3 separate regions of the Homo sapiens genome follow, and all the other regions are linked to region 2. A link is a contact called in ENCODE Hi-C or POLR2A ChIA-PET data. All regions are on one chromosome and are shown on one strand. The core of a region is the stretch at or near the end of the contact, and the rest is flanking DNA. Distances in the headings are between cores, read along the strand shown.

Evidence for each region. Hi-C counts contacts between places; a loop is a spot of excess contacts on that map. ChIA-PET counts read pairs that join two places held with the same protein, here RNA polymerase II (POLR2A). Pooled maps may share reads with other maps.
Region 1: a pooled map shows a loop between it and region 2 (2.2-fold over the local background). The contact joins the enhancer-like site here to the promoter of KAT5 in region 2. A Hi-C loop is called at or near these places in 2 of 50 pooled maps. POLR2A ChIA-PET finds 5 or more read pairs at or near these places in 5 of 52 experiments (BJ, GM12878, H1 and 2 more).
Region 3: a loop to region 2 is called in a pooled map, with 6 times the contacts of the local background. The contact joins the promoter of MALAT1 here to the promoter of KAT5 in region 2. A Hi-C loop is called at or near these places in 4 of 50 pooled maps. POLR2A ChIA-PET finds 5 or more read pairs at or near these places in 8 of 52 experiments (B cell, CD4-positive, alpha-beta T cell, HEK293 and 5 more).

The regions. Positions count from the first base shown.
Region 1 is chr11:65,939,455-65,942,936 of GRCh38, forward strand. The region is part of intron 1 of LOC105369350 (a long non-coding RNA gene); the gene reads right to left. Among named protein-coding and RNA genes, the nearest start is that of TSGA10IP, 4.3 kb to the right of the region's middle. RefSeq lists an enhancer at 1,564-2,063 and a silencer at 2,034-2,257. Within about 2 kb of position 1,742, at least 4 of the 41 ENCODE cell types and tissues checked have a DNase peak (open chromatin) inside an H3K27ac peak, as active enhancers do.
Region 2 is chr11:65,710,900-65,714,052 of GRCh38, forward strand. It overlaps KAT5 (lysine acetyltransferase 5), which reads left to right and starts at 1,353. Exons shown (of 13, transcript NM_182710.3): 1 at 1,353-1,546; 2 at 1,867-1,935; 3 at 2,023-2,159; 4 at 2,449-2,604; 5 at 2,694-2,768; 6 at 2,875-2,949. The coding sequence starts at 1,369. RefSeq lists enhancers at 909-1,028, 1,059-1,368 and silencers at 1,399-1,588, 1,599-1,678.
Region 3 is chr11:65,496,785-65,500,404 of GRCh38, forward strand. It overlaps MALAT1 (metastasis associated lung adenocarcinoma transcript 1), which reads left to right and starts at 2,261. Exons shown (of 1, transcript NR_002819.5): 1 at 2,261-3,620. It also overlaps TALAM1. RefSeq lists enhancers at 253-1,452, 1,022-1,261, 1,322-1,391, 1,952-2,021, 2,072-2,151 and 2 more, a cis regulatory region at 713-728 and a silencer at 922-981.

The sequences.
Region 1 (3,482 bases), core at 492-2,991, 230 kb after region 2:
CTGAAGAACCAATAAAGATGTTTTCTATCTGTACATGTATTTATTATTTTATTGTATTGTATTTCATTTTATTTTATTTTATTTTATTTTATTTTTTGAGACAGTCTCATTCTGTTGCCCAGGCTGGAGTGCAGTGGTGTGATCTTGGCTCACTGCAGCCTCCACCCCCTGGGTTCAAGCAATTCTCCCATCTCAGCCTCCCGAGTAGCTGGGACTACAGGCATGCACCTCCATGCCCGGCTAATTTTTTTGTATTTTAAGTAGAGACAGGGTTTATCCATGTTGCTTGGGCTGGTCTCAAACTCCGGTGCTCAAGCCATCCTCCTGCCTCAGACTCTCAAAGTGCTGGGATTACAGGCGTGAGCCACTACTCCAGGCTCCCATTGCAGGTTTTAAGCAGAAGTCTTTAAAAAATGGCCCAAGCTGGCCGGGCTCGGTGGCTTACGCCTGTAATCCCAGCACTTTGGGAGGCAGAGGCGGGTGGATCATGAGGTCAGGAGATCGAGACCATCCTGGCTAACACAGTGAAACCCCGCCTCTACTAAAAATACAAAAAATTAGCCGGGCATGGTGGCGGGCGCCTGTAGTCCCAGCTACTCGGGAGGCTGAGGCAGGAGAATGGCGTCAACCCAGGAGGCGGAGCTTGCAGTGAGCCGAGATTGCGCCACTGCACTCCAGCCTGGACGACAGAACAAGAGACTCCATCTCAAAAAAAAAAAAAATGGCCCAGGCTGCTGGGTTGGGAATTGACCATGAAGAAGCAGAAAGTCTATGTAGAAGACAACGGATGTTGAGAATGCTCCAAATAGCTGGTGGTAAGCGTTCAGATTCTGAATGCACTTTGAAATCAGGAACAACTGTTGGATAGGACATAGCATTTCAGAGAGAGAAAAGCCTAGGCTTTTGGTTCGAGAAACTAGAAGGATAGCATAGTCACTAGGCCAAGATGGAGAGGGCTGTGGGGAGGGTCAGGGAGTCAGTTTCAGAGTTGTTGAATGTGAGATGCCTGTTAGACACCTAGATGGAGCAGTGGACTGGGTCATTCGAGTTTGGGAGGCAGGACTCACCTTCTGAGCTTGAGGGAGATGTCTGGACTACAGATAAAAGTGGGGTTCATTGTCTGATAGATTTTATTTAAAATGAGCCTGTCATGCCTGTAATCCCAGCACTTTGGGAGTCTGAAGCAGGAAGATCTCTTGAGCCCAGGGGTTCAAGACCAGCCTGTGCAACATGGCTAGACGTTGTCTCTACAAAAAATACAAAAAATCAGCTGGGCATGGTGGTGCACACCTTTAGTTCCAGCTGCTCAGGAGGCTGAGGCGGGAGTGTCACTTGAGCCCAGGAGGTCGAGGCTGCAGTGAGCCATGATCACGCAACTGCACTCCAGTCAGTCTAGGTGACAGAGTGAGACCTTGTCTCAAAAAAAAAAAAAAACAACCAAAAACCCAAAAACACAAAACCATGGTCCTGGTGAGTCCAGTAAAAGAGGAGCTGTGGCCGGGCGTGGTGGCTCATGCCTGTAATCTCAGCACTTTGGAGGCCGAGGCGGGCGGATCACGAGGTTAGGAGTTCGAGACCAGCCTGGCCAACATAGCGAAACCCCGTCTCTACTAAAAATACAAAAATTAGCCAGGCATGGTGGTTTGCGCCTGTAGTCCCAGCTACTTCGGAGGTTGAGGCAGGAGAATCACTTGAACCTGGGAGGCGGAAGTTGTGGTGAGTCAAGATCTCACCACTGCACTCCAGCCTGGGCAACAGAGTAGCTGTGGACAAAGAAGACAGACGGGGCAGCTGTCCCTCTCCTGCAAGAGGAGGAGGAACTGGCAGAGGAGCTGGGGAAGAGCTGGCCACTGACCTCATGTTAGTGGGAGGGAAGGCATCGGTGATTTTGGCAGGTGCAGGCTCACAGGGTGGTGGGGGTGACAGCCTGCCTGGAGTGGGTTCAAGAAAGAAAGGCAAGGGGGAAATTGACCTTGCCCAGTGAAAACTCTTTCAGAAGGCTTTGCTGCAAAGGGAACACAGAAATGGGGCAGTGTTGAAGAAGGGGAAGTGAGTCAAGAAAGAAGGAACAGTAGTGCTGATGGAAATGATGCCAGAGAGATGAGACATTGCTGATGCAGGAGAGAGTGGGAGGACGGCCGGAGCCACATCGCTGAGCAGGCAATCAGCAAATGAATGAATGTGTGTGAAGCGGTGATAAGAGAAGCAGAGCAAATGGTGGTGCCTATTAGGGACTTAGGGGATCTGGGCAGGGAGGGCTTCTTTGGCAGGTGTCATTTTAGCAGAAACCTAGAGGTCCTGAAGGAGTAAGCCATGTGGATTCTGGGGAGAGAGCATTTCAGGAAGAAGAAACAGTCGGTGCAAAGGGCCTTAGGGCAGACTGGCTGGCGTACCGAAGGGAGAGTGTGGTTGGATCGGAGTGAGAAGGGATCATGGTGGCACTTGTGAGCAAACACCTGTGAAACATGCAGGACCTAGTGGGCCAGTAAGGACTTTGCCTTTTACTCAGCGAGACCCAGGACCCATCACAGGCGTGATGGACTCTGTTTTTTTTTTTTTGTTTTTTTTTTTTAGTTAAGGTCTTGCTCTGTTACCCAGGCTGGAGTGCAGTGGTGCAATCAGGGCTCATTCTGCCTCCTGGGCTCAAGTGGTCCTCCTACCTTAACTTCTCTAGTAGCTGAGATCACAGGCATACTCCACCACACCTGGCTAATTTTAGTATTATTTTTTGTAGAGAAGGGGTTTGCCATGTTGCTCAGGCTGGCCTCGAACTCCTGGCCTCAAGCCATCCGCCTGCCTCAGCCTCCTAAAGTGCTGGGATTACAGGTGTGAGCCACTGCGTCCAGCTGGGCTCTATTCTTCACAGAATCACACTGGTTGCTGAGTAGAGAATGGTATCAGGACAAAAGCAAAAACCGGGAGGTTGGGTGTGGTGGCTCACGCCCATAATCCCAGCACTTTGGGAGGCTGAGGCAGGTGGATGGCTTGAGGCCAGGAGTTCGAGGCCAGCCTGGGAAATATAGTGAGCTCCCATGTCAATAAAAAATAAATAAATAAGCAAAAGCCGGAGATTAAGCGTTACTGAAATGATCCAGAAGAGAGAGGGTGTTGGTTTGGAGAAGTGCTGGATTCTGCATGTATTTCAAAGGTGGAGCTGGTAGGGTTTGCTAAGGCATTAGGGGCAGAATGTGAGTCAAACGAAAGAGTCAAGGATCATGCCAGGGCGTTGACCTGAGCAACAGGAATCTCAGACATGCCCCTGACTGGGATGAGGCAGGCCAGTAGTCTGACCTTCAGCATGTCAAGTTGAAATGCTTATTTATCCAAGTGGGGATGTCAGATGGGCCACTGGATATTTAAGTATGGGAGAGGTCAGGCTGAGATACGTAAACCTGGGGACGGGTGGAAAACAGCAGGTGCTGGCCTGGCGCAGTGGCTCATGCCTGTAATCCCAATGCTTTGGGAGGCCGAGGCAGGCCAGG
Region 2 (3,153 bases), core at 103-2,602:
CCGAGTAGCTGGGACTACAGGCGCCTGCCACCACGCCCAGCTAATTTTTTGTATTTATTTTTAGTAGAGACAGGGTTTCACCGTGTTGGCCAGGATGGTCTCAATCTCCTGACCTCGTGATCCGCCCGCCTCGGCCTCCCAAAGTGCTGGGATTATAGGCGTGAGCCACCGCGCCCAGCCGTTTTGTCCCATTATTTTAGATGCCAAGAACCTGTACACCCTCCACCGGTGACACCTTCACAGTTTTGAGGAGTATTCATGGGGTATTTTGTAAAATGTTTCTCAATTGGGATTTGTCTGATGTTTTTCTCATGATTAGACTGGAGGCAGCTGGGATTACAGGTGTGAGCCACCATGCCCAGTCTCCAAACCCTGTTTACACAAAAATTTTAAAAAACTAGCCAGGCTTGGTGGTGCGCGCCTGTAGTCCCAGCTACTAGAGAGCCTGAGGTGGATCACTTGATCCCGGGAGGGGGAGGCTGCAGTGAGCGGAGATTGTGCCTCGCTGGCTGCACTCCAGCCCGGGCGAGAGAGCCAGACCTTGTCTCAAAAAAAAAAAAAAAAAAAAAAAAAGCCTAATATGGCTGAGGGCGGTGGCTCACGCCTGTAATCCCAGTACTTTGTGAGGCCGAGGCGGGCGGATCACGAGGTCAAGAGCTCTAGACCATCCTGGCCAACATGGTGAAACCCCGCCCGTACTAAAAATACAAAAATTAGTTGGGTACTCGGGAGGCTGAGGCAGGAGAATCGCTTGAACCCGGGAGGCGGGGGTTACAGGGAGCTGAGATCGCGCCACTGCACTCCAGCCTGGCGACAGAGCGAGACTCCGTCTCAAAAATAAATATATACAAATTAAAAAAGCCTAATATACAAAATAAAGCTAGGAATCTTCCCTGAGTCCTCTTGCCTACGGAATGAAGTCCACAGACTTGGGGGAGCGTTCGAACCCTTCTAAGGCCACTTCCTTTCTCCAGCCTCTCGCGCCCAGTTGACTCCCGGCAACACCTCCCGCCGCCACAAGGAGACGCCCGAGGACTTCCCTCCGACAAAGCCAAAAACGGTATTGCCACGTGACCCGCTCCGCATACACGTGACCAGCTTCGCACCCGGTGGGCGTCACGTGACGGACTCAGTAGACCGCCACTGGCTGTGCACGTTATGGGGTTTCCACCTAGGGCTCGGCCTGAGGCTTGTAACACTCCGTTTTCCCCCGAGTCACAGGGGCAGTCTTGCCCCTCGCAGCTGGGTCGCGGTGTCTCTCAAAGGTCCCCCTCTACAGGGGCTTCGTGAGGCCCGGGCCCACAGGGCGCTCGGTCCCGGAAGTGACGTCTCCCAGAGGGGCCGGAAGTGGCAGTGGAGGGAGGGAAGATGGCGGAGGTGGTGAGTCCGGTGCCCGGGGCGGGGCGGAGGGAGCCAGGGGAGGTGGGTAGAGCCCGAGGCCCCCCAGTAGCCGACCCTGGCGTCGCGCTGTCTCCCCAGGGGGAGATAATCGAGGGCTGCCGCCTACCCGTGCTGCGGCGGAACCAGGACAACGAAGATGAGTGGCGTGAGTGACGTTGGGGGGCGGGACTAAGGAACCTGAGGGCGAGGGGCGGGAGTCAACTGAAATCCCGGGATGGGGAGGGGCGTCTGGAATTATGGGGCGGGCGAGGCGCAGATACTTTGATGAAGGGGCGTGGCTCTTAGCTGCTCCGAGAGGTACAGGGCGGGGCCTGGAAAGGGGTGGCACTTGTGACTGAAGGAGGCTTAGGAGAGACCTAAGTGCTGGAGCTTAGGGATCCGGCCTGGGGGTGGAGTTCAGGTCGTGGAAGGGTGGAGTCTCATAGCCTGGCCTGTCTAAGGCCCCTGTCTATGCTATTCTCATAGCCCTGGCCGAGATCCTGAGCGTGAAGGACATCAGTGGCCGGAAGCTTTTCTACGTCCATTACATTGACTGTGAGTTCTGGGCCTGAGGTGGGGCATCAGGGTAGGGTTGGGGGACAGTCTTTGGCATTCTGTCCTGAGCCATCCCCACTGCTACAGTCAACAAACGTCTGGATGAATGGGTGACGCATGAGCGGCTGGACCTAAAGAAGATCCAGTTCCCCAAGAAAGAGGCCAAGACCCCCACTAAGAACGGACTTCCTGGGTCCCGTCCTGGCTCTCCAGAGAGAGAGGTGGTGAGTAGGTCCCCCACTTCACCTTTTCTCTCCTGCCTCCTATTTCTCTTGTCTGTTGGCATTAGGAGCTCCTGGATGGGCAGGAGGCGGCTCCCTCTCACCCTGACTTCATCTTGCAAAGGATGGGGGCCAAATTGCACATGTAGCTCCCAGAGTCCAGTAGCTAGTCCTGTGTCCTTCAGAAGGCGAGGGTGGGGTTTGATAATTTTGAGGTGAGGGACCCCTCTTCCCCTTCCCCATCCCACTGCCATCCCCGCCCCAAAGGAAGACCCTGGACCTATCTCTACAGCCGGCCTCGGCGCAGGCCAGCGGGAAGACCTTGCCAATCCCGGTCCAGATCACACTCCGCTTCAACCTGCCCAAGGAGCGGGAGGCCATTCCCGGTGGCGAGCCTGACCAGCCGCTCTCCTCCAGCTCCTGCCTGCAGCCCAACCACCGCTCAACGGTACCCTCAGCAATTCCAGGGACCTTGCTTTCTTCTCAGGTCCCACCTTCTCTACCTTCTGACCCACCTTTGTTGGTTTCTCTCTGCAGAAACGGAAGGTGGAGGTGGTTTCACCAGCAACTCCAGTGCCCAGCGAGACAGCCCCGGCCTCGGTTTTTCCCCAGGTGAGTTCCCCAAACCATCTCTTGTTCTCTTCCTCTCTTCTACTCTCTGGTGGCTTTTTTCAGGCTCATTTCACAGCCATCCCTTCTTTTCCTACTATCTCGGCAGAATGGAGCCGCCCGTAGGGCAGTGGCAGCCCAGCCAGGACGGAAGCGAAAATCGAATTGTTTGGGCACTGATGAGGTGGGTCTGGGGAGCAGCAGAAGGGAACTGGGTGAAAAGGAAGGGATGCAGGCAGGGTGGAGAGTTATTTAGTGATGAGTTTAAAAATAAAGAAGGGGTGGTGGGCAGAGCTAGTGTTGGTGGGATTAGGAGACAGGCAGAACATTGTTCAAATGAGTCATTGGGGCCGGGCACCATGGCTCATACCTGTAATCCCAGCACTTT
Region 3 (3,620 bases), core at 1,011-3,510, 210 kb before region 2:
CAGGGAGTTGGCCCAGAAAACAGGACCCTCATTTCCTGGAGCCCCCAGGGCAGCTCCCCAACACCGTACACAACCTGCATCATTTACAGGAGCCAAAGGAGTTTTAGAAATCAACTTCATAGAGTTGCTGTATCATTGTGTTAGTTTTGCCATCCTAACCTATACAGCGTCACTAATCTCTCCCCTCGGAGTTGACTGCCTAAAAACAAGCCATGGATACAGGTTCCAAAGACCCGGGGGTGAGGGAGCGGAGAGGGTGGGTGTCACCACCCCGTCCAGCTCCAAGCTTTGTGTGCCCTGGAACTCTCCATTTTAGGTCATTGCTTCAGTTTCTTTTCTAAAAAATTAGGCTGCTGCAAGGTCAGCCTGAGACCACTTCTGCCCCGAGAATTCTAGACTAGTAAGACCTGGTGACATACAAACGACGAAGATATTTTACAATAATGCCATGGCCCTTGATAGCTACACGAGGTTTGTGTTCTGATTTTAAATTAATGGATGACGTCGAGACTATATGGAGGAAATGACAAAGGACAGGAGAGAGGTGGGAAAGGAAGACCTAGACTGAAAATGGAAGTTGGGCAGCAGCTCCACGAAAGAAAGACCAGCCCCCAAGTGCAGTGACAGCGCAGAGTAGCGACCGAGAAGTTCCCAGGCCAGCTGCCACCCCGCCCCCATGCCATTCCCCAGAACAGGCACAGGCGTTAGGGCGGGGCGCGCGTGCGCAGTCACGCGCTGCGCCAACCGCCACAGCTCCGGGAAGGCGGCCAGGACCGGCTAGAGCCGGTTAGAACCAGTGGCGCCCGCCCACGAGCCAGCGCCTCACAAAGGGAGGGCGGCTCACGGCCCTCGCGTATCCCTGCGCGGCGCTCGCGAGCCGCCCCTCCCCCGGCGTTTGTCCCTGACGCAGCCCCACCGGTTGCGCAGTCCCTCCCCGCCCCCGCTCTCCCCTCCGCAGCCTGCAGCCCGAGACTTCTGTAAAGGACTGGGGCCCCGCAACTGGCCTCTCCTGCCCTCTTAAGCGCAGCGCCATTTTAGCAACGCAGAAGCCCGGCGCCGGGAAGCCTCAGCTCGCCTGAAGGCAGGTCCCCTCTGACGCCTCCGGGAGCCCAGGTTTCCCAGAGTCCTTGGGACGCAGCGACGAGTTGTGCTGCTATCTTAGCTGTCCTTATAGGCTGGCCATTCCAGGTGGTGGTATTTAGATAAAACCACTCAAACTCTGCAGTTTGGTCTTGGGGTTTGGAGGAAAGCTTTTATTTTTCTTCCTGCTCCGGTTCAGAAGGTCTGAAGCTCATACCTAACCAGGCATAACACAGAATCTGCAAAACAAAAACCCCTAAAAAAGCAGACCCAGAGCAGTGTAAACACTTCTGGGTGTGTCCCTGACTGGCTGCCCAAGGTCTCTGTGTCTTCGGAGACAAAGCCATTCGCTTAGTTGGTCTACTTTAAAAGGCCACTTGAACTCGCTTTCCATGGCGATTTGCCTTGTGAGCACTTTCAGGAGAGCCTGGAAGCTGAAAAACGGTAGAAAAATTTCCGTGCGGGCCGTGGGGGGCTGGCGGCAACTGGGGGGCCGCAGATCAGAGTGGGCCACTGGCAGCCAACGGCCCCCGGGGCTCAGGCGGGGAGCAGCTCTGTGGTGTGGGATTGAGGCGTTTTCCAAGAGTGGGTTTTCACGTTTCTAAGATTTCCCAAGCAGACAGCCCGTGCTGCTCCGATTTCTCGAACAAAAAAGCAAAACGTGTGGCTGTCTTGGGAGCAAGTCGCAGGACTGCAAGCAGTTGGGGGAGAAAGTCCGCCATTTTGCCACTTCTCAACCGTCCCTGCAAGGCTGGGGCTCAGTTGCGTAATGGAAAGTAAAGCCCTGAACTATCACACTTTAATCTTCCTTCAAAAGGTGGTAAACTATACCTACTGTCCCTCAAGAGAACACAAGAAGTGCTTTAAGAGGTATTTTAAAAGTTCCGGGGGTTTTGTGAGGTGTTTGATGACCCGTTTAAAATATGATTTCCATGTTTCTTTTGTCTAAAGTTTGCAGCTCAAATCTTTCCACACGCTAGTAATTTAAGTATTTCTGCATGTGTAGTTTGCATTCAAGTTCCATAAGCTGTTAAGAAAAATCTAGAAAAGTAAAACTAGAACCTATTTTTAACCGAAGAACTACTTTTTGCCTCCCTCACAAAGGCGGCGGAAGGTGATCGAATTCCGGTGATGCGAGTTGTTCTCCGTCTATAAATACGCCTCGCCCGAGCTGTGCGGTAGGCATTGAGGCAGCCAGCGCAGGGGCTTCTGCTGAGGGGGCAGGCGGAGCTTGAGGAAACCGCAGATAAGTTTTTTTCTCTTTGAAAGATAGAGATTAATACAACTACTTAAAAAATATAGTCAATAGGTTACTAAGATATTGCTTAGCGTTAAGTTTTTAACGTAATTTTAATAGCTTAAGATTTTAAGAGAAAATATGAAGACTTAGAAGAGTAGCATGAGGAAGGAAAAGATAAAAGGTTTCTAAAACATGACGGAGGTTGAGATGAAGCTTCTTCATGGAGTAAAAAATGTATTTAAAAGAAAATTGAGAGAAAGGACTACAGAGCCCCGAATTAATACCAATAGAAGGGCAATGCTTTTAGATTAAAATGAAGGTGACTTAAACAGCTTAAAGTTTAGTTTAAAAGTTGTAGGTGATTAAAATAATTTGAAGGCGATCTTTTAAAAAGAGATTAAACCGAAGGTGATTAAAAGACCTTGAAATCCATGACGCAGGGAGAATTGCGTCATTTAAAGCCTAGTTAACGCATTTACTAAACGCAGACGAAAATGGAAAGATTAATTGGGAGTGGTAGGATGAAACAATTTGGAGAAGATAGAAGTTTGAAGTGGAAAACTGGAAGACAGAAGTACGGGAAGGCGAAGAAAAGAATAGAGAAGATAGGGAAATTAGAAGATAAAAACATACTTTTAGAAGAAAAAAGATAAATTTAAACCTGAAAAGTAGGAAGCAGAAGAAAAAAGACAAGCTAGGAAACAAAAAGCTAAGGGCAAAATGTACAAACTTAGAAGAAAATTGGAAGATAGAAACAAGATAGAAAATGAAAATATTGTCAAGAGTTTCAGATAGAAAATGAAAAACAAGCTAAGACAAGTATTGGAGAAGTATAGAAGATAGAAAAATATAAAGCCAAAAATTGGATAAAATAGCACTGAAAAAATGAGGAAATTATTGGTAACCAATTTATTTTAAAAGCCCATCAATTTAATTTCTGGTGGTGCAGAAGTTAGAAGGTAAAGCTTGAGAAGATGAGGGTGTTTACGTAGACCAGAACCAATTTAGAAGAATACTTGAAGCTAGAAGGGGAAGTTGGTTAAAAATCACATCAAAAAGCTACTAAAAGGACTGGTGTAATTTAAAAAAAACTAAGGCAGAAGGCTTTTGGAAGAGTTAGAAGAATTTGGAAGGCCTTAAATATAGTAGCTTAGTTTGAAAAATGTGAAGGACTTTCGTAACGGAAGTAATTCAAGATCAAGAGTAATTACCAACTTAATGTTTTTGCATTGGACTTTGAGTTAAGATTATTTTTTAAATCCTGAGGACTAGCATTAATTGACAGCTGACCCAGGTGCTA